Linked DNA regions of Mus musculus: region 1 is linked to region 2. The links are chromatin loops, found by intact Hi-C in ENCODE. Cell type or tissue: left cerebral cortex. All regions are shown on one strand. Each heading gives the region's core, and the rest is flanking DNA. Links, peaks and the distances in the headings are about the cores only. Region 1 holds the start of Scn2b (sodium channel, voltage-gated, type II, beta). Region 2 overlaps Fxyd6 (FXYD domain-containing ion transport regulator 6).

Region 1 (15,160 bases), core at 4,020-12,019, 260 kb before region 2:
GCACTCTAAAGAGCCACTGTGGATGCTATTGACCGGAAGCTTGCGTGACTCTACAGATCTGCCGAGGATGGCAGAGAATGGACGCTTGGTCTTGTGTGTCATTCTCTTTCTGCCAAGCCCCCAAACATGGCTTCTCATTGCTGCTTGCAAACTCATCAAGCTGAAAACTTTAACACACTGAAGAGTCTCCTAGAGGGGTCTTGTAAAACATTCCGCTTTTGACTTCCTGAACTTGGCATGAGGGTCACGACTCTAGGTTCCTAACCAGTTCCCAAGTGGCATCATAGAGACCAGCCGGGGATCCTGCTTTGAAAACCTAGTTCTCAGTGAAAGCCTGTAGCCTGAACTATGTATGCACTTGTAGGCAAAGGAAAATTGCCTTCCTTTGGATTATTTCTAAGTTTACTTCTCCCAGCAGGGTAGGTAATTGAATTGCTGTCCAATAAAATCTTCAGTGATAAATGACACCTGGCAGAAATGCCAAAACCACAGGGCTTCACTTCCAAAAACAAAAAAGGCCCATCTTTGATTATAGTGTCATCTGTCTGCAAAACACCTCTGAGTTTCTGCTTCCTGGACTCCTATTGGTTCCTAGGGGAGGCTTGTCCCCTTGTAACAGATGACTACTGGGGCCCCAGTGGGCTATGGGAGGGTCTGACAAAGCCCCTATCTCCTGGTCCCTGATCTGATCTGGCTACTACTGTTTGTTTGTTCCTTGATCCTGGAAGTCTGAGCTGGCCCAAGGCTCTTGGAAGTTCGAATACTTCAGTGACTATTAGCCAAATTCTAGGGAGAAGCAGAAGAATGTAGGATTGTTTCTTGCCTCCCATGACAATTAAATAGAAACTTCCAGACATAGCATGAGGTCAAGTGAGACAGCAAAGCAAGTTTCCTTTAGTTTCTGGGCCTCACAAGGCACCATAGGCGGCATCAAGAAAAAAGGAGGAGGCCGGCTACGTCAAACTAAAAATCTCTGCGAGCGGTCTAGGCTGAAAAGTGTCTGCGGCCAGCCCACCTGGTTGGTGGTGTTGCAGACTTGGCTGGAAGAGCCTGAGCAGAGCGGGAGGTCCGAGTAGTGCTGGTCTAGACTCTGGGCACACACTTATAAAGAGGCCTCGGGGCCCTAGGGTGGTAGGGATGGGCACCGGGAGAGACTCTCCTGAAATTCGGACTCCTACACCGTGGCTCTGTGCAGGGGCCATGGGAGCCCTACCGTAGAGTGACAGAGGCGCTGGGAACAGGGTCAGTGCAACATCAGGACCTGTCACCTTCTGACTTCTCACAGCCCTGCCTTGAAGTTCCAGTTGGCTTTGGGTCTTGTGCCCCTGGGACAGCTTTCAGAGACCAAGCTGGACTTCCAAATACATTCATTCATCCGGTCAGCAGCATCCCCGGGTGGTCAATTACCTCCCGGTTAGTGAATTTCAAGTCTCAACCAGGCGCTGTGCAGAATTCTCAGCTCTTCCCTGTGTGGAAGGCTCAGTCACAGCCATGTGGAATAAGGGGAGTGGGGTTGGGGGGAGGTCAGCCTCTTCCAAAGAGCTGGGTTTGAATCCTGGCTCTGATCTATCACCTGTACATTGGACCTAACGTTAAGATCAAATTGTGATTCCTCACTGTGGACAGATAAATGTGCACAGCTAAATAAATGATTGCTGTTTAAGGACCTGTGATACGCTTGGCTCTGTTCTCCTCTTTGCTTAGGGCCACTTCTCTCCTAACTTCTACTTGTGACAACCTGTATTCTCCCCTCCTTCGAAATAACAAGTTTCAAACATACACCAAAGCCAAGGGAAGTGTGCCCCAGGCACCACCAATCATCTGGGACCATCAGCTACATTACCCACGGGTGTTAAAAACACAGACACTATCTTTATGATACCCGGCAGCATTAGACGTTATTTGTTGACATAATCAACGTCCAGTTTACATTCGCTCCCTGCTCCCCTTGTCTCAAAACCTGTTCCTTTCCTTGTTGATTTGTTTGAATCCGGGTCCCTCAGAGGTCCATGCTCTATTCTCTTGTAAAAGTCTCTTAGGCATTTGTGCATCAGCCTTCTCTGACAAGTTCTGTATTCTGCGGAAATGCTAGAGCAATGAGGAAGTCATTACTTTCCAAGAGCCTCCTGCCCACTTCGCTGAACCCAAACAACAAAAGGCAACTCTTTCCTGGGTGTTTACATCTATGTACGTACGTATGTACGTACGTACGTATGTATGATCTATCTATTCTCTTGCCCCTCCCCGTGTGTGTGTGTGTGTGTGTGTGTGTGTGTGTTGGGGAGAGACAGAGAGAGACAGACAGACAAACAGAGAGACAGAGAGAGAGCATGTAGCATGAGTATACAGGTGCCACTAATGTGTTGAGGTTAGACCATAACTTGCAGGGATCAGTTCTCTCCTTCTGCTGGGTGACCAGGTGTGTTCCCGGGGATCAAACTCAGGTCATCATGCTTGGCAGTGGCCACAAGCACTTTCCCCAGGGAATCAACTCACAGGCCTTTGGGGCGTATTCATATGATAAAAAGGACTTCCTTACAGCCCTTTGATAAAAACAGATGGCTCTAACAGTCTTTCTCTTTTTCCTTTTTTCTTTCTCTCCCTCCTTCCCTCCCTCTCTCCTTCTCTCCCCTCCTTCCTCCCCTCTCTTGCAAGGGTCTTGCTTTGGAGCCTAGGCTAGCTTTGGACTGCTATGAGTTCAAGGCAGTCCTGTCTCTGTTTCCCTAGTGCTAGGATTGCAGGCACGTGCCACCTCACCTAGAATTCTCTAACAATTTTCAAAGTCTAAAAATCATTTCAAATGCAGTAGGAAGGCAAAATTTGATTGAGCTCTGAGTTTAGAGGCTAAATTTTCTGGCAACTTAATTTCTTCCAGGAATATCTTTTTTATGCCCTCCCACCTGCTTTCTGAAATCCACCAACCACAATATTTACTCCATCCCCTTTTTTTTCTTCCTTTCCCTTATACACCACCCCCCTCTCTTTTTAGCAGCCACATACAAGTCGGCCATATTAGAGAGATGGAAATAAAGCTTCCTCAATGTTGCATATGTCTTTGAAGTACATCCGTGCATTTTCTTTTTTAGCATTTAACCATTCCTACCTTGTGGTCCTTGGTCCCTCAATCACCCTTTCCCACAGCCCACCCGCCTAACGTCACAGTCTCTGAAAATGCACAGGGATGCCTGGCTACCTCGCCCTGCCTTCAGTCTCACGGGGCTCAGTCTGTTTTTCTCTTTGGGTAAGTTAGAACCACATCTGCATGCTCCTAAGGGTCAGAAGTGCAGCTGCAGCGGAAAGAGGAGGGGGCGGGGGAGGGGGCAAGAGGGAAGGAGTGTGAGCCGCTTCCCTCTGTGTCCTTGGGAAGGGGCGTGCTGGGGATCTGGGACAGCTGGGACTGCCGGATGCTGGGCTTCTCCTTCCCAGAAATGTTGACTAGAGGGTGAGTGTTGCTCGGGGATGAAAATGGTCAAATTTATCAAGAGGTGGTTCATCCTGTAGATTTCCCTGAAGTGGACCCATGTGGGGGTGGGGCAGAGCTAGGCTGCTCTGCGGTCTCTTCAGGGATTTTTCTCTTCACCACCACCACCACCACCACCACCACCACCACCACCACCACCACCACCATCATCATCATGTTTTCATTTTCAGTTACTTCCCAAGAGATCTCATAGGAGTTGCTGGCTTCTTTAAAAGTCTCATTTGTGAGCCCGTTCCCTGGGATCTGGTGGATTTAAAGGAGATCGCGTTCTCGAGAGTTGGGGGCAGAGAGTTGAGCCTATCCCACCAATTTGTTGGGATGCGTGTGGGAGGAGGTGGGTATCAGGCTTAAGGACCAGCTCCGGGTTGGCAGGAGAGGCACCAGAGTAGCTGCTACCGAGGCAGGCACCCCTGGTGTGAACCAGATGGAATGGATGAGGTCAGGTGCCCAGGATCCTGGGAAAAGGAGCAAACTGTAAGTGGAACCTAGGGAGAGTTCCTTTAAAACCAGTCTCCGTGGTCCAGCCCAACCTTGCAGACCACCCTGTCGTAAGGTCCCAAAGCCAATTTCATAGCTGAACACCTAGAGACCTCGTACTAGGCAGGTATGTTAGGAGGCTATTTGTAGGCCTGCTTCCCGACTCTACCCCACCCCACAACCCATAAGGTCTCACTTTGTAGTCTTGGCTGATCTCGAACTTTCAGTGATTCTCCTGTCTCTTTCTCTTCCTGGGTGATGGGATTACAGACAAGTGCCACCATGCTGGGCTCTAAACCTGCCTTGTGGACAGTTTTACTCTCACTCTTAAAATTCTCTCTGTAGTGCCTGAGGGTCAAGTTTAAGGATCTTAGGTGAGATTAGGTCCCACTATAAGCTCTCTCAATCTGTCTGTCTCTCTGTTGTCTCTCTTTCTGTCTCTATGCTGGTCTCTGTCTCTCTGTCCCACCTTCTGTGTCCTTTCTCACTGTGCTGGGTGGTATATCCCCCCTCCCTCTCATGCTGGGTATAGGGCCCACAGGGATAACAGAGACATGAAGCAATCCTGGTAACCTGCAAGATAAAGATCTAACATCTTTCGTCTTTCGGAACTGGACCCAAGTTTAAAACTAGCTTTGTGTTTTACTCTATAACCATGGGCGAGACCCTACCTACCCCGAGCGCCACTTCAGCATCACTGCTCCCATGGGAGACTGGAGACTGTCTCTTGCTTGGTGAGCTTGTGACCTAACACACAGCAGGGGCCAACATGCTTCCCGTGAACCCTGGCATGGCATATTTTGCTAAGCCCTCACGCACAGCAGTTACTTGTAGTAGATACTGTGAATCTATTCATGTTCTAGGGTGGAAACAAAGGCACGGTGAGGTTCAGTAACTCCTCCAATCAGGTCATGTGACTAGCATGAGAGAGCTGAGATTTGAACTCAGAACTGAGATTTGTATCTGGCTTAGCACATTCTTTTAATATTGGGTTCTACTGCCCCCAATGTTCAGGAAGTGGTACTACTCTGTTGGCATTAATTGGTCAAGAGTATCAAGTACAGGCTAAAAGGGGGAGTAGGAGGAAGATCTGAATTTAAAAAAAAAAAAAAAAGCCAGAGGTGGAGGACAGATCTCCTCTCAGGCACTGGCCACAGCCTCCTGTCAGATGGAGGCTGTCTATGGCAGCCATATTTAAGTGAACAAGGCCAGGGCTTTGGCAAGAGGACCAGCGGGCCTGGCCTTGAGGGAGATGGTGCCTTGGATGCAGACGCCTGCGCATGAGGGCTGCAAGGAGGCAATGGGAAGAAGTGCATGTTTCAGCAGGTCTGTGAGAGTGGAGACCTGGAGCTTCGGGAAGCTGTAAGGAGGCACGCCTCTGGCAGTCCATTCCCTCGGCAACGGAACTTGGATGCTTGCAGTAGCAGTGGTCACTGGGATGCAGGGATACCACCGATTAGGAGGGAGAGCGTATCAGAGGCAGGTTACATGCGGATGACTGTAAAGATGGCCAACAGCTATTCCCACGACAAGCTCCAGGGTGTTTCTCAAGACCACGCGTTTTTCAGCCACTGTCCTGGTCATCAAGGTCTGGGCTGTGTTTGAGGGGAGCTTAGAGAGTAGAGTGTGGGCTTCCGTTCAACCCTACACATTTGCTGCTAAGGGCAGGACTTAGATTTGGAGGAGAATGCCTCCTCCCTGCCTACCCATACCCCTGGCAACAAAATTGTATTGAGCACTCAGTATGTGCTATGTGCCGTTCTGGACTCAGGGATAGCAACACGAATAAGAAGGAGCTCACCAGAGCCTCTGGAGAGACGCAGGTACATAAGCAACAGCGCCTCAGCATTGTGTGTGCTATGAGAATGTTGGGCATGCTAATGCTGGAGGTCACCTTTTGCTAACAGCTGTGTGCCAGGCTGAGCTTCGCACATAGAGCACGTCACTTAATTGCCCCATTGACCTTAGAGGGGTTAGTGTCCCCTGTATTACAGATGAGGACATTGCAGCACTGGAACCCTAGTGCACTTGCCCAAGATCATATCAAGATCTCTAGAGTCCCAGGCTTGAACATCCTACCACTTGGCCCCTGAGTCACTGGAAGTAATAGGAGCCTGGCTGGGAGAGGATCAGACACTAGGGAAGATGTCACCTAAGCTGTGCCCTATGAGTGGGGTTTGGGGTTTATGTGGAAGAACTCCAGGGAGGACGGCGAGCAAAACTTCCAACCTAAAGCAAAAGCCTGAACAAGGCCAGGTGGAGGGGAGGGAAGAGGAGACTGGGAGATTCGGTGTCCCTAGAGTCCCACGCAAGGGGTGGGGCCTGGCAGGAGATGAGGCTGTGATGTGCAGCTGTGCCCCAGATGGGAAAGGCCACCCAGGAGCTGCACCCAGGTGCCAGAACTCTGCCCTAGAAGCAGCAGGAAGCCACTGGTGTCTCGGAGGTAGGGGATGGGAGTACAGCTTGGTTCTGGCTGCCTGGGGAGGAGATCTGGGCAAGAGAAACTGAGTGGAGAGGCGGGAGAGCTAGACATCACATGTCCCTTGGAGGCAGGAGCTATTAGAAGACAATTCTCCCCAACCTCCTCTTACCCCTCCCTCCCTTTTTAAAAAATCTTCTTTTTTCCTTAAGAATAAGACAAGTGTATAGATTACTTTAGGCCTGGAAGGAGGAGAAAAGGGAATTTACTTCCAAGTCTTTTGAAGAGAGTGTTTGGCAGATAAGCCATGTTTCAGGGTCTCTGCATGATTGCCCTGGGAGAACAATGGATGGTCAGGGCCTAAAGGACCCAGCTGTGTCGAATACTGGGTTGCTGCACCCCACTATCATCTTCCTGTAAGTTGGGAATCAGGAAACCTAGACCTCAGACCTGGTACCAGATAGGACTTTGGTGGAACCCAAGGCGGACCATTGTCTGCTGGGGATTCTGCAGGAGTCAGGGACTGGAGCCACTATGTACATCTTAGGACACCTTGAACGGACAGTAACCAGCCCCCCAACCCAACCCATCCCCAGCTCTGTGTCCTCACCTCAGCCCTGTTCGGAGCCAGGCGGCATGGATTCAGGTTCTAGTTTCTCCTCACTTTCTTCCCTGCTGCTGGGACTGGTTCGTTGACATCTGTGGCCACTAGAGGGCACACGAATCCCATCTGGCTCCTCTTGCAGAGCACATGCAGGGGGAACCCGCATTGCACCTTTCTCTGTCCCCTGCCATTAGCCTGAAAACGCCTCTGGCTCCCCTGCAACTCTGCCACCTGACGTAGCTGGATCCTTCTAGATGAGATGGGGCGGGAGGGAGATGTGAGCTGATGTTCAAACTGGGAAGGAACAAGGAGAAGAAAGGTGGACTTTACCGAGCCAACTAGTTTCACAGAGCACTTGTGTGGGGAGGGGTGGCCCTGGGAAGGTGGAAGCCCTTTCAGGGGGAGGGGCTGGATAGGTCGGAATGCCCGGTATAGAAGGTAAACTGAGGACAAGCCTCCATCAGTTCTTTCCCTCAAATTCCTCAGCCTCTGCAGTGTGGGGGTGGTGTTAATATTTTCTGCACACCTCCCTCTCGTCTGGCACCGGGCCAGGTACTTTTAGACTCGATATGAAAGTGCAAGAGCTGAGAGCCAGGCTTTGTTCCTCTTGGGAGGAGCCCCATCAGCTTCCCCAGCTGGCGTAACCCCTGTGAGCAGCTCTGTGCTCAACTGGAGTCATTGGTGAGCAGGTGTGGTCTCTAGACCCGCCCCCAGGCAGGGCCTTGGTGGGGATTCCAAGGCCAGCAGTCCAGAGACCCTCCTGATTTTAGGTTTCGAGCTCTGCAGGCCCTTCACAAGGGTGGGTGTGCAGTGCAGAAGGGTGCTCCGGCAGGTTTAGCTTCTCTGCTTGCAGGCTGTTGTACTTCTGCTTCTGAAGGGAGGGCCAGCTGGTTTGTGGGAAAACCCAGGATCCTTGCAGCCTGGCTCCTTAGCTAGAGATCCCGGGTAAATCCAGTCCTGAAGTACCCTCAGTCCTAGAGACTGCCCCACCTCACCTCTTAGCTCTTTCTGTCCCCAAAGCAGACGTTAGGAGAATGCAGTTAATAGCAGCTGTCATTTGCTGAGCTCTCAGCATTTACTTTAGTCACTATAAGCACCCAGTGACAGTGTCATGAACTAGGTTTGCTGGAGGAAGGGGCTGAGGCACAGGGATGGGGGTGGGGGTTCGGGGGTAGGGGTGGAGAAGTCTGCTTACATTTCTCATAGTTGATCGGGGCTACAGCTGGGACGGAAGATAAGTGGAATTGGGGGGACATGTGTCTGCCCACATCAGTAGCTATAATCTTCACTCAGCTGGCACCCCATCGACTGCACCCCATCCTTAAACCCCCCCTAAATCATCCCAGATCCCATGTTCTGCCCCTTGGCCTGGTCCTTGCCCAGCTCTAATCTCAGGTCTTCCCATGCCCTGCCTTGTTCTTTCTCAGATGTATGAAGGTCAAATCCAGCCTTAGAAATGTGGCCCTTGATGTTCCATGATGGCTCACTCCTTCTCAAGTTCAATGCTGTCTGGATGTCATTCTCCAGAGCCTTATTTCCTGGCCACCCTTAAACTCCCCTCTGCCATATTTTATTCTTATATCCCATGTCATGTAACATTCCAGACGGCCATGTTCCTATTTTCATTCTTGTCCCTTTATGCTCCCTCACCAGAATACAAGCCCCACCACACAGTGGTTATGCCTCATACTAGTGACAAGTCCTAGGATCTAGGACTAAACACAACCTGGCACACAGTAGGTAATTTACGTGTATTTAGTATCGTGAATGAATGAGGGCTAGAGATGTGGTTCTGTTGGTAGAGTGCCTGCCTCTACCAATTTAAGGACTTACATTTGATTCTGAGCAGTGAATAAACTGGGTGGGGGTGGGGCACCCTTATAATCCCAGCACTCTGGAAGTGGAAGTAGGCAGGTTAAAAGTTCAAGGTCATTCTTAGCTATATAGCTAGTTCCAAGATAGCCTGGGCTACCAGAGGAGGCCAGCCAGATACACCCCTCCTCGCAACACTCCAAGGCCAAATGTAAAAATCAAACCGAACAAACCAGACAAACAAAAAAAGCCATGCCCCATATCACAAAACAATGAAAATGAAGTGGCACTGTCACTGCTGGGGGTTTTGATGTGAGCCATTGCTCTAACCCTGAGCTATGCCCCTGCCCTGTTAATACTAAGCTGAACTTTTAGAATGAAGTTTTAACAGCCTTGGCAGATGATCGATTGTGGAATTAAGGTCTGGGCTAGTCTGAGGCAGTCCTGCAGGTATCTGTGGAGTACTTTCATGGCTTTGCAGTGCGTGTCTCTGTAACGGCTGGGCCCTGGGCTGCTCACCTGTGCTCCCTCATCTCTGCTCTACGGAGTATTGTGGGGGCACTTCTCTCAGTTGCAGCACCAGGCCTTGACCTCATCCAGTACTTCCGAGGGATTTCTGTTCCCACCCTGCCTCCTGCCAACCTGAACCAACTCTGCGCCATAGCGTTTCCAGGTCAGCATTTCCCAAAGGGCAGAGCATCCATGTAGGCCGGTCAGCAAGTCCTCAGAATGAACCTCTTCTTATGGGACACCTCTTCTTTCCCGTCTGCCCTCTTTCTCGAGCCTGGGGATAGTCAGTGGCTCGTGCTGGGCCAAGGGAGAGCGAGGCCTTCCCAGGCTCGCCCAGTTTTAGCTGCCTGCCCCATGGGAACAACGACGCTTCCCCTAGATGGGCTTAAATAATAATCTGAAGCAAAAATAATCTGGAGTGGATGGAGAATGGGAAATGGAGGCAAGCCCAGTGAAGCCTTTGGCAGGGAAATGGCTTCGGGGTGGGTAGAGGCAAGGAAAGGGTCTGCCTACAATGAACTTAGAACAAGCAGAGTCCATTTGACTGTCCATGGCCTGGTAGACAATTTGATGGGTCTGTTCTACACTGGTTCTGTTCCTCTTCTCCTCCTAAGGACCACATCTGGTGTCCCTCATGCGCTTCACCTTCCTAACAGCTGTAAAGAGCCCAGCCTATTGCCCCTTAACTCCTCTGTCTCTCTCCGTCTGTTCCCCATTGGCTACAGAAGGGTTGCAACCCTCCACCTGTCACCAAGCATCCTCATCAGGTTGTGGTTCTATCTGCAGTGCCCCCGGGGCGGAGCATGGAAGTCACAGCGCCCACCACTCTTAGTGTCCTCAATGGGTCCGATACCCGCCTGCCCTGTACCTTCAACTCCTGCTACACCGTGAACCACAAGCAGTTCTCTCTTAACTGGACTTACCAGGAGTGTAACAATTGCACAGAGGAGATGGTAAGTCCTGGTGGAGGAGGGAGTGGAGGGAAGCAAAACCCCCAAGGCATGAAGCCCACCATCCCCATCCCATCCCCACCCCCACCCCCACCCCCACCCCCATCCCTAGTCCTGCACTGGAACAGGGCCCCAAGAGGACTCTGTGTAGGCTGTTTGATACAGAGGTTATGATGTCGCCACAACTGGATGGGCCTTCCAGGTCTAATGCCCTTCCTTCCCATGTTAAGAAAGAAGATGCACAGGAAGAGGGTGTGTCCCCACAAGCCCCATAGCCCCTTGCGCATGCTCACACAGCGCTCATACTATTTGCCCCTCCCCTCCCAGTTCCTCCAGTTCCGAATGAAGATCATTAACCTGAAGCTGGAGCGGTTTGGAGACCGCGTGGAGTTCTCAGGGAACCCCAGTAAGTACGACGTGTCAGTGACTCTAAAGAACGTGCAGCTAGAAGACGAAGGCATTTACAACTGCTACATTACCAACCCTCCAGACCGCCACCGCGGCCACGGCAAGATTTACCTGCAGGTCCTTCTAGAAGGTAAGAGTGACTGAGTTGCTGTGGGACACTCACCGTTCTCTACAGCTTAGCTCAGGGCACTTCAAGGAGCCTGTGACTCCCATCTCATCTTCAGGTGCTTGTCCTGGTGGAAGACATCCACACCTTCCCTCTAAAGGGAACAAGTCAGTCACGATTAAAACCTTCATTATGCCCATTGTATGGATGAGGAAACTGAGGTTCAAGAGCATACATTTCTTAAGATAACATAATTCCTAACTTCTATAATTAGATTTGAGTCTGATCTTAATGTCCACGAGTTAAATACTCCATTCTGTGGGTAGAGGGGCCTTTTGAAGGGGGCAGTGGTCTAGTTTGCTTTGACTTTCACTAATGCCCTGTCCATGGAGAGGAATCAAATAATATCCCCTCCTATTTTGGGGAGCAGGGGCGAGATACGGAATTTCCTTTCCAGCTCTATGATTCTGCTTCCTTTCCCTTAGTACCCCCAGAGCGGGACTCCACGGTGGCGGTCATCGTGGGTGCCTCAGTGGGGGGTTTCCTGGCTGTGGTCATCTTGGTGCTGATGGTGGTCAAATGTGTGAGGAGGAAAAAAGAGCAGAAGCTGAGCACGGATGACCTGAAGACTGAAGAGGAAGGCAAGATGGATGGTGAGGGCAACGCGGAAGATGGCACCAAGTAACCGGAAGCCTGCCCTGAAGCCCCTCCCCGTGCCCTATCTCCTCTCACTCTCTGCCCTGTACAGTGTGACCCCGCCTGCTCTCTCTTGGTGTGCTTCTCTTGAATAGGACCCCAGAATCGACCTGGGGCCTCACTTCCCATGCCCCCACCCCTATACCAAGGGTGATCGCCCTCCCTTTCATCTGAAAACTGCCTTGGTATCTGAGATTCGGGAGTCCCAGGGAGAACAGAGAAGGGCTGTAGCCTGTCAGTCTTTGAGGAAGAAAGACTTGTGTGGTCCCAAAGACAGGATGGGGGAGGGAGGGCAGTGGGAGAAGAGGTCTGCTGACCATCTTGTCTAAGGCTTGGTCTGGTGGCGATTTAAACTGTGGGAGTAGCAGTGTGTGTGGTGGCGGGGTTCTGTGCTGACCAGAGGCACCATGGGAATGACTTGTGAAGATGGCTAGGGAACAGCCATCAGCTGGAGATGAAGGTGGGGTCCTACCATTTGTGAAAGCACTATTTAAAGGGATGACTGTGCATTTCCAGGGTACTCAAGGAAAAAGGAAAGATAGGGCTGAGTCGTTTCTGGATGCGAGCCTTGGCCCAGAGAACTCTGTTCTGGCCTCGTTTCTATCACTAGCCACTCCCAGAGAGGCTCTGGTTACTGTAGGCTGCTGCTCCATGGGGGATGCTGGCGAGAGGTAGGATCCTATCCTACCCTAGGGCTGCCCCTTAAGAGACCTGTGAGGAACTGCCGGGTGCAGGCTTCACTGCATACACATGGCTGCCTTCTCAAACAAGATGCTCACCTTGGCCTCTGCAGCAGCCATCAACCCTCAGAACTGGGGTGTGTTTGGGGGAGCGGAACTGTGTATAGGGGCAACTTCCTGTGTGGCTTTAGTTTGGGGATTTTCGAGCAGGGTTTCTCTGCCTGGCTTTTGGCAAGATGGAAGAGAAAGCTGGAACGCTTTAAATATGAGAGCATATGCTGAAGGAGCCTCTGAACCCTGCCCCGCCCCCACCCCACCCCCACCTCCACCCCCACCCCGGAACTCCCTTTGTACGGGAGAAAGTCACTCCTGTGGTAAGCCTACATTCACTGCCGTTTTACTATCATTATAAGGGACTTAAGTCCAGAGACATTTTACTATCATTATAAGAAACTTGTTATAAGTCCAGAGATGGGAGAAAGGCAGGGTAGAAATGGCTAATCGGAGAGTATCCTGTTGGGACGTGCTCAGAGAACTGGCACAAAGCCTCCTGCAGATGGGGAGACTGAAGTTCCAAGTGACCAACAGAGGCTGAAAGCATTGCCCATGTTCTGGCTCCTTGGTCCTCAGTTAGAACAAATAGAGCTTCCTGGTGGGAGAACCTCAAGCCTTGGATGTGTTTTGTGCACAGTAGTGGTGGGGTTCATCTAGCCCCGCTCCCCTTCCAGGAACTCAACCCCCACAAGCTCAGGGAGTTAGCTGTTCAGGGTAGGGAAAGAGTGTGGTAGGAGACAGGACTAAGACAGTCTCAGGGACCAATACTTGCCTCTGTTTATCAGATAGCCACTCGAAGAGACAATGGTGGCCGATGGAAAGTTCAACTTAATTCACTTCAACCACCATTTACTGAGTTTATGCTGTATGCCAGGCACCGTGCTGGGTGTCAGGGGTGCCTACAAAGCCATAACAGAGTCAGGGACTGCCAAATCGGTACTATAGGACCAAGAATATTATTACTATTTATTATTATTATTGTTATTGTTATTGTTATTATTTTGGTGCATCTACTTCCACCTCCATAGCCACTGCTTCCACAAGAGACTCAGAAGGGTGAGACTCTTGAATCTGGGGTTTGGGAAAGTGAGGGTGCAAGGGGAGGGGGAAGGTACTGCTGGGAAGGGTGCAGGGGTCAGGTAGGTTGGGCATGGAGTAAGGAATGATGGATAGCCAGCCAGAGAACTCCTGGGTAAGGGGAATCTAACCCTTCTGGAAGTTCTAATCTCTTTGGCTCAGTACCTAACTGCCAAACAACACACTGCCAATGGGAGTGGGTGAGACCACCGGGGTGCCTGGAGCAGGTGAATACTGCCCATCCTTCAAGCAAGCCAACCAGGAGTAGAGAGATGAGTTGTGGGCTCCCCAAGCCGGCTGAAACCAAGGGTGGTGGTGTATATATAGTTCTGCAGCTTTGAGTGGCCAGTTTTCATCACCTGGCATGTGTCCTCTTCTTTCACAGTGCACAGACAAGGGACTTGGCTTTTGCGGACGGTCTTCTAACATCTTTTGGGTGGGTGGGTGGTTACTTGTGAAATCCCCCTACAGGGTTGTACTAATAAGCTGTCTCTTTTTTTGTTTGGTTGGGTTTCTTTCTTTCTTTCTTTCTTTCTTTCTTTCTTTCTTTCTTTTTTTTTTTTTTTTTTTTTTTTTGAGACAGGGTTTCTCTGTGTAGCCCTGGCTGTCCTGGCACTCACTTTGTAGACCAGGTTGGCCTCGAACTCATACATCCGCCTGCCTCTGCCTCCCAAGTGCTGGGATTAAAGGCATACACCACCACCGCCCAGCTAAGCTGTCCCTTAAAGAAGTAAAGTTTCTTGGGGTCTTTTTCTTTTCTGCCCTGACGGAATGAGGCCCAGGGAAAGCAATGCCTGCCTCTGGACCTCATGGACTGGGTCAGGAGCCATTTCTGCCCCAGGTAGTTGTCCTCATGTGCACTTTCTTTTGGAGCCACTTGGACCCTCCTCCAGGGTCTCTGGGCTTGTGCTTGGGAACAAAACTAGGCTTCTGTGAGATGGGGTGAGAAACTGTGAGATGTTCCTACAGGAGCCATTGCTCAAGCTTGCTTCTTAGCTTATGCCAGCAAACTGCTCTCTTGCTGCAGTGTGGGCTCTGAGCGCTGCTCCTGGCTGAATGCTTCCACTACAGTGCTCTCAGTCTCTCCTGCCTCTCCTGCTCTCCCAGAAGCCCCTCCTCACACCCCCTCTGCCTCTGCCTGCTAATTAAGGGCCACTGCAAAGAAAGGCTGGCTGGCCAACCTGCGGGATTCAGCTCATGAGAACAAAGCACAATATTTCAGGACTGAAAGTGCCTTGCGGTGCCTTGGAACTGGCTTTGGAAATAGCTGTTTGCCCCTCCAGCTGTGGGCAGACTCATCACCTAGTCCCACTTTATCAAATGGGAGAAGCTGATTGGGTCCACGTTTCCCTGTGAGTCTCCTTGGGAAAGTTGGAGTGCTACATACCTACAAGATCAGGCTAAGCAGGTAGATAGGTGGAAATACCAACCAGGTCCAAAGAAGTTAATCCCAGGCCATAGGAATGGCTTGGTGCAGTTGGAACGGGTGACAAATTAAGAGAACTTTTTTCCTACATATGTCTTAAGAATAGACAGCCTTGCTGTGCCTCCTGCTGATGTCTTCCTTTATTGAAGCTTGCTGATGCGATTGTACATAGCCTTTCTATACAGGTAGAGATATATTATATATATACATATAAAACATCTCACTATGCCCACCCCAAAAGTTACACTGTGGGGTGGAGGGTGAAATCACCTCTCAGTGTTTCCAAGTACCAAAGGTTCATTATGGAATGTTCTTTATGCTTTTTAGGGGAGAACCCAGCTGCATACATAGCAAGTGCTTATGCAGGTCTAGGTACTACTTCCTGTCTGTTGGTTGGGAGGGGAGAGAAGCTTAAATGGTCTTCTGTGACCCAGCTGCGGGGGCAGGCTGGATTTCTATA
Region 2 (15,160 bases), core at 4,434-12,433:
CTAGGCTTACTAACAGTAATGAGCCCAACCGTGGGTGCCTAAGGAGCTAGTTCTCTGCCGGCTGCTGAGCCCAAGCCCCTTCTCTCTCAGCTAGGGTCTCATGCAACCTGTGGTTCAAGAGATGACTATGTAGCTGCGGATGACCTTGAACTCCTGATCTTTCTGCCTCCACTTCCTGAGTGCTGGGATTGTAGGTGTGTGCCACCATGCCTGGCTGGAATGGAACCTGTCCTCAATCAGGCAAGGCAGGGATGGTCAGTCACAGAGCTGAGCTTCAAGAATAGTAGGCTCTGCTCTCTGGGGGACAGATGGCCTGATGCCCACCAGAACCTTTTCCCTGTCCCTTCTTGTAACTTCTTTTTCCTGGTTAGCAACACAAACACACACACACACACACACACACACACACACACACACAAACTCACTCACACTCACACACACACACACTCATGCACACACAAACACACATGCACATGCATACCATACCTCCAGCCCTGCATCTCATCACCGGGTTTTTCTGTCTCTTCCTTGATTCTGACAACTCAGGTAGCAAGGGGTGACACTGAAGTCCTCTACTTCTTCTTTTTGGCTACCAGTGAGACTGTGAGGGGCAGCCTTCAATAGACAACTGGCTGAGGGCAAAGGGGGTCCAACTCCCTCCCAGGAGGAAATAGCTGTGGTAAGAGTGGCCACGGAAGCAAGACAGCAACTGTGCCCTCTCAAAGGCCACAGCATCCATTCTCACAGACCTGAGACCATATCGCCATCACCTCTTACAGCTGCGAGAGGAAAAGATTCCAGACCTCCAGTTGCTTTTGAGACACAGGTCCTGAGTGGCAGATACAGGAGAGCCGAGTGTTCCCCATGGGGACCTGAGGGTCAGGGTACTGGGGACCGAATCTGACCTCTAGGGCTTTTGGAAATTAACCAAACCTTTCTCTCCTCAGTTGGCCTATTGGTAATGCTCATCATGATGGACACTCCCAGGACTGTTGAAGGATTGTAAGCTGCATAGAACCACCCTTGCATGGCATGGGCATCTGATAAATATTGCATATTGCTGCCACAGAGCTCTGCTGTTTCAAAAACCCTTCCCACGTGTTATCTCACTTGCCCTTTCATACAGCCTTGAGAAGTGGACAGGATGGATCAGCTGACTCTGCACTGCCCACCCCACGCTCCCACCCTCGCCTAATAAACTGCATTGGCCTGTAATCTGTCTTTGAAAACAAAAAGAAGGAGCCCTCCCAAGCAAACAGCTCTCGGTTCCCACTCGGGGTGAGCTGGCAGACAGCCTGCATTCTGCTGTCCCCCTCTCCCTCTCTGTAAATATGGATGAAGCTGGAGGTGCTGGGAGCTTGGGTGGGGAAGGGGGGAGCTTTACTGTGGAGTTCATCAGATTCCCTCCCTGCAGTTAGGTCTCAGAGTCTTAGCCTGCTGGATATGGGGTGGGGGGAGGGGGCAAGGAGAGTGACACATGGCAGGGGGATGTGGGTCCTTCACTACCCACTTTGCCCCTTCCCCCCTTTGTATCTTTAACCCAAGCTCATTTTCCAGTCGAAGGAGCTTGTCAGCTGCTTCCCTTCTGCCTCTCATTGCCCTGCCGTGGCGCCTGTCAGGCTGCCTCCAGGAACTATCGGGTACTGCCCAGCCTCTCCTGATACATGGCTGGCTGTTCCCAACTTCAGTTTGTCAAATTGGCTGGCAGGGCCAGAGGCATGGGTTCTTGAGCCAGGCCCTCCTCACCCTTGACTGGCAGCTGAATCAGGTCCCTCTCTCATTGGACCTAGGCTTTCCAAAATTAAAGGCAGATGGTTGTCTCATTATATCCCAGCGTGCCCTGCTGAGATGCCACATTCTCTGTTGAAAGACAAGGAGATACAATAAGCTAAATCGTGTCCTGTGGTCTCTAATAACAGCCCAGGTAACCCGTGAGGCCAGGACACAGTGCTCAGGCATTCCATGGCCCTTTGAAGGCTGCCCCTTCTTGGGTACGTCTGCTTGTCATCTTACTGGGGTATTCAAGCAGGCTGTGGTGATCCTAGGGTACATTGTCCAGCCCGAGGTTGAGCCTGCAGAAAGGCAAGCAGGCCCCATAGAAGGGAAACGAGGGTCTGCAGGTAGGGTGAGGAAAATTCATGTCATTTGGAACTTCGGCCTAGTAAAGAGAGATGGTTATCAAATTACATCACAAGAGTACCAAGCATTCTGGTATATCTCAGAGTAACACAGCATGTTGCTGTATCATCGACCGGTGGCTTCTCTTTCTGAGTGGCTTTTACCCAGCAATTAAGTGAAATTATGTGACTCAGTATGGAAAGGTAATCGCTGGAGGATTCTTCTGATTGCCTTTGCCTCCCATGCAGTGGGTGCCTGTGCGAACAGCGGGATAGCGGGAGAGGAGACTAACACAGAATGGCTGCGGTTGGCCACAGTGTGTGCCTGGGCATGGACAGAGTGGACCATGGAAAGGAGGTGGAACTCTTCCTCATACTGTGCGAGATCTAACAGAATGGTCTAGAGCAATGGTGACCAGATTAATAAGGCGAGATGGAGCTCTCAACTCCAGCAGCAATGATGTAATGCAGTCCTCAACTCCAGCAGTGTTGATGTAATGGAGCCCTCAGCTCCAGCAGCAATGACTTATAAGATTCCCTGTCTCAGCCAGCCAGGTCTTCAGGGCTCTATGCAGGGGTCCAGGTCCACAAAACAAAACATTTTAATACGCAGGTTGAGACTTAGGGAACAATCCTGAGCCTCCCTCCTGGCCCTATTCTCTTCTGCGTGGCTTATTCCCTTACTTCAATATTCCTCCCTCCTTCCGTTCTTCCCAAAACTCTGGGCCTGGAATGAGATGATTATACTACCTCATCTATGTCCTCCAACCTCAGCTGAGCTCCAGGCTGCCCAGTTCCTCCCCTGTAAGGAAGAGGAAAGGAATGCAGAGACTGGAATGTCAGGAGAAGCCAGGGTCTTACCACGAAGAGAGGAGAGGTCAAGATAGAACTCCTTGGTTAATAGAAACAAAGGCATCTGTGTCCCCTCAAAGGCTCCGTGTATGTAGCTGGCCACTGTGCTCCCAGACAGTGCCAGCTGTACCACCGATGCCATCTTTCAAAGTGGTCCAGGTGCCAAGAGGCAGCCTTGGAAGAGGCTCAGGCTGAGAGGAGCTGCTGGTGTAGACCAGGCCCCGGCAGCAGCTTGGAGGATAGAGACTTGGCTAGTTCTCAAATGTATGATAGTGTCCCTTTCAGAACTCTGCAACTTGATCGCAGATGTTTGCTTTGCAATACAAGGACAGGTCTTCACTCCAGAGCTTGGCATTACTGAGTCTCCATAGTCTGATGCCAGCCATCTTATCGGCATTCTCCCTACCCACCCATCACGATTTACCCAGACTGGATTATTCACTGTTTTTGAAGGTGTCTGGCACTAGAAATGAAAACACTTTGTGGGTTGGTGTCACATTCCCCTCCTATGTCATATACTAGTGGACCCAGCCTCATCCTGATGCCTTCTAGGTGGACCCTGCAGACAGCCACTGTTGAGTGAAGTGTCATGGGATTCAAATTAAGTTGAACTTGGAATGAGAATTTTTTGGCCGCCCCTTCTTTCCATGGCTCCCTCTTGCTGCTCTCTCTCCCCCCACCCTTGTCTATCGAGATCACGGCTGCTCTCAGGGTTTGGCTGAAGTGTCAGCTCCTCCGTGGGCACTTTCAGCTCTCCTGCTGTTCTCTCCTTACTGATAATAGCAGGATCTTTGTTCTCAAAATCTGTGTCTCTCCCTGGTCAAAATCTTGATCATTTACGTATCCCCTGCAGATCTAGAATTCCTGCCCCTGGGGAGGATTTAATGGGAATTATCCCGAGCTGAACATCTGTGGAGCTGACTGTAAGGTTCTCAGGAGTAACAGAGTGGATGGGTGGGCACTATACCTGGTAGTCTGGAGTCCTTGATACGGATGGGTCTTTTTTTTCCAGGAGGGGCTCTACCTGCCCAGTAATTCCTCTGCTGTGGGCCAAGAAGCCTAGACTGTCCATCCTTCTCCTGGCACCTACGACCCAGTGTCCACAGGAAGGTCCCTAAGAATTGGTTTTATTTTGTTTTAAGTATGAGACAGGGTCTCTCTATGTATCCTGGCCTGGCCTAGAACTCATGGGAATCCCCTTGCCTCAGCCTGCTGAGTGCTCGGATTGTATGCATGAGCCACAGTTGAGGGCTTTTAATGTCAGTTCTATCCTCCTTCCAAACTACTTTTGGATCTGGTCTCCTCTGACTGAGGCCCAGATATAATTTAACTATGGAACGTGAGATGGAACTTGATCCGGGGGTAGCAATACATTTGACAAAGGGGAAGGAAGGGAAGGAGGAAGATTTTACACACAGCAGGTACATATAACTTAGTTCCCTCCTTAAATGATTGAGAAATTTTTCTCCTGTAACGTGATGATCCCAGCTCTGTTGTCACAGGGCTTGGCCTGCCACACATGAAGGAAGAAAGAGGCTCCTCTACCACTCACTCCTTTCTGCACACCAAACAACACCTAAAACTCTAGAACTGAAATAAATCTCCCAACTAAGATCCTATGAAATCAAAGTCGCATGATTATGTAAAGTGTGAACTGAATTGAAGCGGAGCTGCTGAGAATGAACGGCAGTCGGCATCCATTGCTGCCTACTGGAGGCCAATAAGCACCGAACCAGCAGGAGTAGGATCCAAGCCCATGACTTCTCCATTGAACTGAGAACGCTTGAGAGAGGCTAATCTGGTCTTAGTTTGATATTGGCCACTCTCAGTCCCCATGGAAAAAGAAAAACAGCCTCAGAATTTCCCACAGATTAAAATATAACAAATTGGAGTACACAGTCAAAGACTACTAAACTAAGGTAGTGTGTGTGTGTGTGTGTGTGTGTGTGTGTGTGTGTGTGTGTGTGTGCATGTGCACATGCACATGTGTGCACTAGGAGGGACCCAAGAGAAGCCGAATCACTGTTTAAAAACCACAGATGCCACCAATCAATTTATGCTCCCAGGAATTCAGGATTTTGAAGGAAGGTCTAGCAGTGGCAGTGGTATTAGGAGCCTTTAATCCTAGCACTTGGGAGGCAGAGGCAGGCAGGTCTCTGAGTTCAAGGCCAGCCTGGTCTACAGAGTGAGTTCCGGGACTCAAGGCCAGGGCTATACAGAGAGGCCCTGTCTTGAAAAACAAAACAAGGAAACAAACAAACAAAACCAAACAGAAGTGGAGAATTCAGGATTTTGAAGTTAAAAGATACAGAACATAAAATAACTGTGAGGAAAATGTTGGAAGGAAACAGTGGATCATACAAATGAGTGGGCAAGGAAGACGAATGAAGTGACCAAGCTGTTAGAAAAGGAGCCAACTAGAACGTACAGACGTAATACAACCGTTGGAATAGGAAATTAAGTGGATGAACGAAACAGCAGATTAAGCACAGTTAGAGGGAGAGAGGAAATAATTCTGAAACAATTACCCAGCAGGTAGCACAGTGAAGCAAGGACGAGAAAAACTGAGTGAGCAGTCCGGTGATTTGTGGAACACAATAAGGACGCCCAGCACGTTTCAGAGCCGTAGTCTAGGAAGACAGAATAGGCTGCTCGCATGACAGGACGTAGACATCACTTACTTATTCGTAATTAATGTAAAGCGAGCATTTTGGAAGCCCAGGGTTAAAGCAGAATCTTCAAAACCTTAGAACTCCATTTAAAGCCAGTAGTAAGTAATTTAAAAAAAAATCGTGCACATGTGTGTGCACATGTGTTTATAACCATTGTTTCCCTACTGCGTTTCACTGACACAGTGCACTAAAACAAGGGGTAGAAACAATCTGTGTGCTAATTAGTAAGATCATTTGCAAAGTCTGTGTACAGAGAAAACCCAAAGGCGTACAGGTAAATTATTAGAAGTGAGAGATCTTAAGATTACTGTATTTAAGACCAATTGATAAAAAACCAATTGTTTTGCTCCATACTACACAGTACGTTAATGTTTTAAAAAAAACAATATAACTTACAATGTACCAATGGATGAAACAGCTATGTGAAGGTATCTTGGCATTTCATAAGAAGCTATTGATAAGGCCCTGGGGAATCAAAAGATTTATGACACTTGAGGAATTGGAATCAGGAACATGCCAGATTCACCCAATCCCTCCAGGTAGGTCCCTGACAGTTCTTATGAAAGTCCCAAAGTTTTAAGTGATGCTGAGCGACACACTCCTGTGTTTGAGTATATGTCCAGAGGATGGACATACTCTTAAAGGATTCAGAGAAGGAGATGGAAGGCTCTCTTACAACCCAACAGGATTATTAAAAAGCTATAGTAACAGAAATACAGGATTTAATGCGTTACCATAGTCCAGAGGGAATATACCCTAAGACCACGTAGATGACTGACACCTGAAACCAACTAGGATTCAACACTAAGCATACTGTTTTCTCTATAACATCTACTTATGATAAATTTTAATATGTAAGCTAGGCATAGTAAGAGCTTAACGGCAATATGTAGAGCAATTACAAAAAACCATAAGAACAATTTTTTGTTAGCTTGTTTGTTTGTTTTTGTTTTTCAAGACAGGGTTTCTCTGTGTTGCCTTGGCTGTCCTGGAACTAACTTTGTATAGCAGGCTGGACTTGAACTCAGAAATCTGCCTGTCTCTACCTCCCAAGTGCTGGGATTAAAGGTGTGTGCCACCACTGCCTGGCAAGAACAATTCTTTTTTGTTTGTTTGTTTGTTTATTTTTCGAGACAGGGTTTCTCAGTGTAGCCCTGGCTGTCCTGGAACTCACTTTGTAGACCAGGTTGGCCTCGAACTCAGAAATCCGCCTGCCTCTGCCTCCTGAGTGAACAATTCTTAAATATGGCTTTTCCCCAGTGTATCTTGTTTTATTTTCTTGTCTGAAAAAAACACCTTACAGGATTTTTTTTTTTTTTTGACTCTGTGTCTGTTATGTTAGAGGGTTACTTAAACACACGGACAGTGATACACAACAGTTGTGCCAAAACAGAGATGCTTCTAAGTGACTGGTGGGCAGGTAGGGGTAGTATATACAGTGTGGATGTGTTGGACCAGAAGGGTGACTCATGTTCTGCAGCAGGATGGATTGGGACAGTGAGAGATTTTACCATGATCTGTGTGTTATAAACTGTATGAATTATTTATTTCTGAGACTTCTCATTGAATAAGTTCAGACCACAGTTGGCAAAAAGCAATTGAATCCATAGAAAGTTAAGGAGAGGGGCTAGAGAGATGGCTCAGTGGTTAAGAGCACTGACTGCTTTTCCAAAGGTCCTGAGTTCAAATTTCAGCAACCACATGGTGGCTCACAACCATCTGTAATGAGATCTGACGCCCTCTTCTGGTGTGTCTGAAGACAGCTACAGTGTACTTAGATATAATCATAAATAAATCTTGAAAAAAAAAAAAAGAAAGTTAAGGAGAGTATCATAGAGACAAATTAGCCGATACACCCAAAGAGGAAGCTGGGAGATAACCACACAGCCAAGCAGAAACCAGACTTGTGGTGGCGACGTGGAACACCACGAGAAGTGGCTGGCAGTTCCAAGTGGTTCTGGGACATCTGGTTATCAGAATGGGAGAAAAATAAGATTCAGACCCCTACCTCACACCTCAGTTCCAAGTGGAATACAAGTTTTGAGTGTAGCTGGGCTCAATGGTGCATGTCTGTGGTTCTGGGCACTCCTCCAGTTGCTGACTTAGGGTCTCTTAGATCCAGACACCTAATACCACAAACAAAACACAAAGCACAAACAAACCTTTAATGTGGCCTACCTGTGTGAAGAAATGTCTTTAAAAAGACACATAGGATCATCATATTAGAACTGAGAAGTTCTGTGCCCTGTAAGACAATTTTTAAAAGTAAAGACAGAGCCAGCAAGACAGCTCAGGAGCTCCAGGGTCTACCACCAGGCCTGACCCTGGGGTTTGCTCCCATGATGCCTGTGATAGGCGAGAACTCCCACCCCCCCCCCAAGATGTCATCTGACCTCTACACACCTGCTGGGGCGCATGCGCGCGCGCGCGCGCGCGCGCACACACACACACACACACACACACACACAGAGTGAGTAAATGAAATGTGAAAAAAAAGTTCTTAAGTAAAAAGACAAATCACAGGCTAAGAGGAGATATTATATTGGAATATTATATTGGAATACTCAATAACTGAGGTTTAATGTCAAGATTGGAAAAAAATGATTTGAAACAGGAAAAAGATAAGAACATCCTATCACCTGTGAAGAAACAGAAATGTCAAACACCCAATTACTAAGTGACCAGATTAATGCTACATTTTATGCCTCGAAATTGACAAAAATTGGGACATCTATTAATGCCAAACTGATCTGGATGGGGAGTGGCAGATCAATCACATCGCGCTGGCCGGATGATAGGAGGGGAATGACCGGGTGAAGAGTGATTAACTGTGCAGCACTGACGGTTTGTCACCCAAGCCGTGGTCTCAGAGCCATGCTCACTCGTGGCCGCCATTTCCAGGCTGCAGGGTGAGACCGGCCAAGGGGCCAAGCCGTATTCCCTTTAAAAGGAAACTAAGCAGGAGAGTACTTCGTGCACCATAAGTGTCGTTTGGTCGTTATGTTTTCTGGTGTCCAGGAATGAGTGGTCCCCCCCTTCCCCGCATCTGCAATATAAACAGGTTCCTCTTGAGACTGGGTGTGAGTGTTTATAACCCTATCACGTAAAGTTAGCAATGCCACGTTAAAGACACCAGATGTCCATCAACAAGAGAATGGATCAGTACACAATAGTTTGCCTTCACAATGAAATGCCAGGTGTTAAACATGAATTAACTGCAGAGCTGTGCATAGATAAATCTTCAGTACAAAGTTGATTAAGGCAAGTCCAGGGGCCTGTACATATTATAATTCTTTAAAGCTATATTAGGGGTTGGGGAGAAGGCTCAGTCAGTAAGGCATTTACCTCAAGTGTGAGGGCCTGAGTTTGATCCCCAGAACTTATGTGGAGTGGCACCTAACAGCGGTCTCAGCATTGAGAAGATGGAGAGTTTGAAGGATGGCTGGAATTTGCCAGCTAGCCAGCCAGCTAGCCCGCCGGCCTCCTTGAATCAGAATCTGTCAGCTCCAGGCTCTGTCTCAAAAGATAAAGTACGGAGTGTGTGAGGAAGACATCTGACGTGGACCTTGTGGCTCCACATGCAAGAGCATGCGCCCGCTCAGACACCCAAACACTTACATATGCACAGAATCACTCTGAGCAATGTTATTGGATATCTGGGTCAAGCATAGTTTTTAAGAAGAGCAAGGTGCATGTTCACACAGCAGGCGATGATTTGACACCTACAGGACTCTGGCTGGAAATGGTCATGGATGAAGCTCTGCTGCCCCCTGGTGTCTGATTGGTAGATGGCAGCAGGGTCACTTGTTAGACTGAGCGTGGGACCGGCCATTCTAGACAGGTTCAAGCTGTGGCCCGTCTTACCCTGCATGGAAAAGATTAAGCAGCTTTGGGCGCTCCTGATTTGCATTCTTCTCACTTCTCACTCTGTATTAGTCTTCTGAGTCTGAGAGTGACAAGTGTAACCCCACTGATACATGTCCCTGGTGTGTCCCATCAGAGTCCCCCACTTCATCACCAGAAATTGATGAGATCCACGTAGAGGGGTCAGTGACTTCCGTGGGAGGAGAGACTGGGGTTGATGCTTAGAAACCCCTATCCAGACTACCTTAACACAATTATCACCTTTAGGAGATGGGGCCTCTAGGGAAAGCTGAGAAAACAGGAAACAACAGGAAGGACACCTAAGATCACATATGGGCATCAGGGTTTGTGATAGCGTTTGGGGAACAGAAAGAGTCTTCCACCCATCACCTGATAGAAAAACACTTCCTAGGGTCTGGAGAGATGGCTCAGTGCTTAGAATGCTTACTGCTCTTCCAGAGGACTCAAATTTGGTTCCCAGCACCCATATCAGACAGCTCTTAACCACCTGTAACTCCAGCTCCTGGAGATGCCGTGAGCTGGTCTTCCTAGCCTCCAAGGACACCTGCACACATGCACACATAGACACACACTCACACATACAATATAAACATATCTTAAAAACACTTTCTGGCGGGCTGTTGACTGTGGGAGCTGGGCCCAGGGCCCCACATCTTAATGAGGCAGAAGTTGGCCCGGAAGGAGGACACTGGTGAGACATCTCCAAAGCCCTTGGGAAGGCAAGGCTTCAGCCCAGAAGCCCCACGCTAATGAGTCCCTGAGCCGTCATCTGACCTGGGCCCTACCGCTCCCCCTATGAAGGGCGATAATTATCAGCAAGTTTCTGGTTCCAGGCCTGCAGTGTGGACCTAGCACAGTGCCTGTTAAGTGTCCTGACTCATCTGGGTTAATAGTATTGGCCACACAGAGCTCTCTGAGAGTCTGATGAGAGCCTGATAAGGTGGCATTGGTCCCGGAGATTTGAAGTGGCCTCAGGTCACACAAGCTCCCCATACAGCTCAGGCTAGGACGAGGCCCTGTCAGGGTGACGGCTTACCGAGGAAGGTCTTCTGTCCCTGGAGTAATGTCTTGCTTCTTTACCCCCAGACACCATGGAGACGGTGCTGGTCCTCTGCAGCTTGCTGGCCCCTGTGGTCCTGGCGAGTGGTAAGAATCCTTTAGGGCCTTGCTGTGCCAAACTGGCAGACATAGCCCTTTCCAGCAGAAGATTCTGGCCCATTCAGACATTAGGGTTGAGATCTTAGGCCACTTTACATCTGGTCACGGGCTCTTACTGTCAGCAGAGGAAAACAGATCCTAGTTCAGGGCCCCCCTGCACGCCCTTCTCCCACTGTTTCCCACAAGGGTTCAGCAATCCTTCTGTTAATCTCTCCAGGTACCTTGGGCTCCTGTGGAATTGTAGCCTAGACTGTAATTAATCCATCCTGACTTTATATGCAGGTCACGAGCCTCCCCCACCCCTTGGTCTCAGTTTCCCCCTTTGTCACTAGATGATAATAGACCTGGTCTTTTGGAGGAAATGAAAGACATAATGTGAGCCCGGGACCCCAAAGACTCTAATTCAGGCGAGGACCCCCAAGCCCAGCTAGCCCATCTTCCATGATCTCCAGTATCTCTGCCCAGTGAACCCCCTTCACAAGGACTCTTTGGTGGGGACTAGAGGTTATGGGGCAGGTGAGAAGTCACAGGAAGTATGGCTGTCTTCCTCTTGACCATGTCACATCTTTCCCAGCAGCTGAGAAGGAGAAAGAAAAGGATCCTTTCTATTACGGTGAGTGAGCTCAGCAGCCCTGGGGGGTGGTCCCATCCAGGAGGGGCCGGCGTGACCTCCTGGCCCCGCCTCTCTCCCACCTCTCACTTCTCCTCCCTTTGCAGACTACCAGACCCTGAGGATTGGGGGGTTGGTGTTTGCTGTGGTCCTCTTCTCCGTTGGGATACTTCTCATCCTCAGTAAGTGTGTCCTTTCTCTCTACGGCTGCTAGACAGATGGGGACAGTATACAAGCCTAGCCATTTTGTCTGTGGGACAGGAGAAGGCACAGTCTTGCCTCTCCACAGTATCTCCAGGATCAATACAGGGCTGGCCATGTAGTACGTGCTCAGGAAAACAAGGAAGGCATGGCCAGAGAATGTAAGTGAGAACAGACATAGCCAAGAACCACAGACTGCATCCATAGGGCAGGGGGCTGGCCATCCCAGGAGTCAGATGCTGTTCTCGCCGTGCTCCTAGAGATGTGTCCCTGTGCATTTCCCCTACACGAGCTGTGGCGTTGTGTTTTTTTTTTTTGTTTGTTTTTTTTTTGTTTGTGGTATGAAAGGGCAAAGTTCATCATAGTGGGAAGGCAGTGAACTAGCTTGGTCTGTGATAGCAGACACATGTGGCTTGTTTACATTGAGACAGACCAGGAAGCAGAAAGCTCAGGATATAACCAAAAGTGGCTACCACCTCCAAGACCTGCCCCAACAAATCACTTTGGTTAGCTCGGCCCCACCTCCCAAAGATTCCCCCTCCCACAAACAGCACCCAGTGAGGATCAAATATCCAGACCCAACTGTGGGGGGGGGCAGGGGGCGGCGGTAGGTCTTTTGTGTTCAGGCCTGGAGCCTGGCCTTGAGCTGAGGCTGGAGTCGTGACCTTGGATGGTTTCTTTGTGTTTCAGGTCGCAGGTGCAAGTGCAGTTTCAATCAGAAGCCCAGGTAAGGGTGCTGAGGCTATCGGACAGGGAGAGGTCTGTGGAGTGAACCCCGTGGGTGTTCTTTTGTCTCAGAAAGAGAATGTGGGGAGCTGGGGTATGAATCTGGGGGGTTTCCAAGTGGCTTTAAAACAAAGCAGAGGTCATAATATGGAGGGGCAGCCTCAGATGTAAATTCCTGGGTAGGAGTGTTCTGGAACCTTGTTTAGAGGCCCTGGAGACAGGGAGGCTGGCTAGGAGAGAGGTAGCAGCCGATGGCCGCTCTGTGGTGCAGGGCAGAGACATTGGGCCTGCTTCTTATCTTTTCCTGAGGCTCTGGGCATTGTGTAGACACTTGGCCTCCTTTCTACACCGTATAAGTTATACCCCATTCATTAAAACAGCCATGGTGGCCATGGACCTCAGAAGCCAAAGTTGGGTGGCAGGCACACCCAAACCCCACCTCGGGGCAGACACTGAAGGGCCCATAAGTTCTCCAGTCACCCTACACATCCCATGGTAGAGTGTTTGAATGCTTCAGTGGGGTTGGAAGGAATAGGTTCCTGGGCTATCCACAGAGAATGGGGGATACTCTGTGGTTTGCCCTGGACATTGGTGACAGTGTGTCTCTGCTTGTCACAGGGCTCCAGGTGACGAAGAGGCCCAGGTGGAGAACCTCATCACTACAAACGGTAACCGCTGTGAAAGGCTGTGGGGCGGGGGGGGGGGGTGTCTTCCTATAGTCTTGGGGGTGGGGAGGGACTCTAGGCGCCATGAGCTGCTTTGGGCTTCAGCAGACATGCCTCTGAGGTGCCAGGAAAGGGTTCCCAGTACCCCCAGTACCTACGTGATGTTAGCGCTTCATCTGAACCACAGATGCATCATTGTATGCAAAGCACCTGCTTGCCGCCAGGCAGGCTCCATCTTTCCACGTGTGCTAAGCCCCACGAGGGCCATCATCACCTAAGTTCTTGTAACCAGTGACCGTCGAGGACCGACACCACATCTTAGTGATCCTCAATCCTGGTATCAGCCATAAGTGAGGGTTCATCATGGAACATGGTAAGGGGCCTCACACGCCATCCATCTGCCTTCTCTTCCAGCTGCGGAGCCCCAGAAGGCAGAGAACTGAGGTGCAGCCTCCAGCGTGAAGGTAGGTGCTCTCTCTCTCTGTGCTTGGCTTCCTGCCGTCTCACCACGGCCTTCAGTGAGCCTGGGCAGGGGCATCATGCTGACTTCTTCATGGCACTCAGTTTTTCTTACCAGTGGGCTCCTCTGTGTCTTTCAGAGGCGGGGGAGGAACGGAACAGTGCACTGCTCAGTCACAGAGACACGGAGGTGTCCTTTATCCAAACACAACAGCATAGGAAATCAGAGCTGCCAACCAGCCTTGGGTCAGGCTCATACAGTACTGTCCCAGCTACCACAAATACACACCACACACACATCATACCACATACACACACCACACACACACACATCATACCACACACACACATACACACACCACACACACACACATATACACACACATCATACCACACACCACACACATCACACATCACACACACACACCACACAAACACACACCACACACACACATCATACCACACACATACACACACCACACACACACATCATAACACACACACACACACACCACACATCACACACACACCACACAAACACACACACCATTCACTACACATACACCATACACATGCACACTATACATACACAACCAAACATACCATACATACACACACATACCACTCACATCATACACATATACTATGCATACACACATCAAACATACCACACACACACATACAGATAGCACACATACCACAAACATCATATACATACACTATGCATACACACATCAAACATACCACACATGCACAAATACAGATATCACACACATATACCATACACACACACACACACACACACACACACACACACACATTTATTATGAAACTCTCCAGTACTACTCTACAGTAGTGAAAATAATATATGCCCCTCCCAGTCCCTGCACCTCCATTGTCCTCAACACTCGGAGTCCACCATGTGTCACTTCCATTGCTCACTGTAGGGTGTGCCAGAGAATACATAGTGACTGAACAAAGCTTCCAGTCTGCAGATGGGATAGGAACCTTCTGGAGCTACCAGAAGAAATAGGACACGCAGAGCCAGCCCCATTTATAATGGGAAAGATTGCAGTCAGAGAAAGCCGTTCAGATCATGTCCTGGGGTTACTACTGCTGTGATAACACGTGGTCAAGAACAAATTGGGGAGGAAAAGGTTATTTTCCCTAAGCCTCCATGTTGAAGGAAGTCAGGACAGGAACTCAAGCAGGGCAGGAACCTGGAGGCAGGAGCTGATGCAGAGGCCATGGAGGCGTATGGCTTATGGGCTTGCTCCTTCTAGCTTGCTCAGCCTGCTAAAAGAAAATAGAACCTAGAAGCACCAGTCTGGGTTGGTGCCACCCGCAGTGGGCTGGGCCCTCTCCCATCCCTGGTTAAGGAAATGACTTATGGGTCTACCAACAGAAACGCCTTATGGAGGCGTTTTCCAAGTGGAGGCTGCCTCTTCTCAGATGACTATAGCTTGTGTCAAGTTGACACAAAACTACCCAGCACAGATAGTAAGTGACAAGATGGGTTACTAACCTGAATCCAGGTCTCTGTGGCTAGGGTCACCTGGAATAACTTGTCAACTGTGTCCTGGATGGCAGACCCTGGGCTAAGCAAAGGCAAGAAAGCCAGTTTGTCGCCTCACTTCTTCAGATTCCACACGATCGGGCGTAACAACCAAGTGTACAACTTTAGCTTAAGTCATAAGTTAAAGGAAGCCAGGCAGAGTGATACATACCTATAAAGCCAGCCCATGGGAGATAGAGGCTGGAAGATTACAAGTTCAAGGTCAACCCTGGCTAATACTGAGTTTGAGGTCAGTCTGG

What was found. A loop is a pair of places that touch in the nucleus more often than their neighbours do. Peaks named below come from ENCODE experiments on the same cell type or tissue, not always from the same donor. Only the 100,000 strongest peaks of a DNase experiment are listed, where the experiment ranks them.
Region 1: a loop joins it to region 2, with 2.9 times the contacts of the local background. A loop is called at or near these places in 2 of 42 quality-filtered maps.

What each region holds. Positions count from the first base shown.
Region 1 is chr9:45,114,853-45,130,012 of GRCm38, forward strand. Scn2b (sodium channel, voltage-gated, type II, beta) reads left to right here and starts at 3,024. Exons shown (of 4, transcript NM_001014761.2): 1 at 3,024-3,241; 2 at 10,090-10,256; 3 at 10,581-10,791; 4 at 11,253-15,160. The coding sequence starts at 3,172. The coding sequence ends at 11,452. The region is part of intron 1 of Gm10684 (predicted gene 10684); the gene reads right to left. In left cerebral cortex, for the core only: CTCF peaks have their summits at 4,973 and 7,085 (motif pointing right); DNase peaks (open chromatin) are centred at 6,371, 7,099, 7,534 and 7,789; H3K4me3 peaks cover 2,653 bases; H3K27ac peaks cover 3,791 bases.
Region 2 is chr9:45,379,376-45,394,535 of GRCm38, forward strand. Fxyd6 (FXYD domain-containing ion transport regulator 6) reads left to right here. Exons shown (of 8, transcript NM_022004.6): 2 at 10,613-10,672; 3 at 11,259-11,297; 4 at 11,402-11,476; 5 at 12,186-12,222; 6 at 12,840-12,889; 7 at 13,301-13,350. The coding sequence starts at 10,618. The coding sequence ends at 13,329. Among named protein-coding and RNA genes, the nearest start is that of Fxyd6, 17 kb to the left of the region's middle. In left cerebral cortex, for the core only: CTCF peaks have their summits at 7,406 (motif pointing left) and 9,421 (motif pointing left); a DNase peak (open chromatin) is centred at 9,403.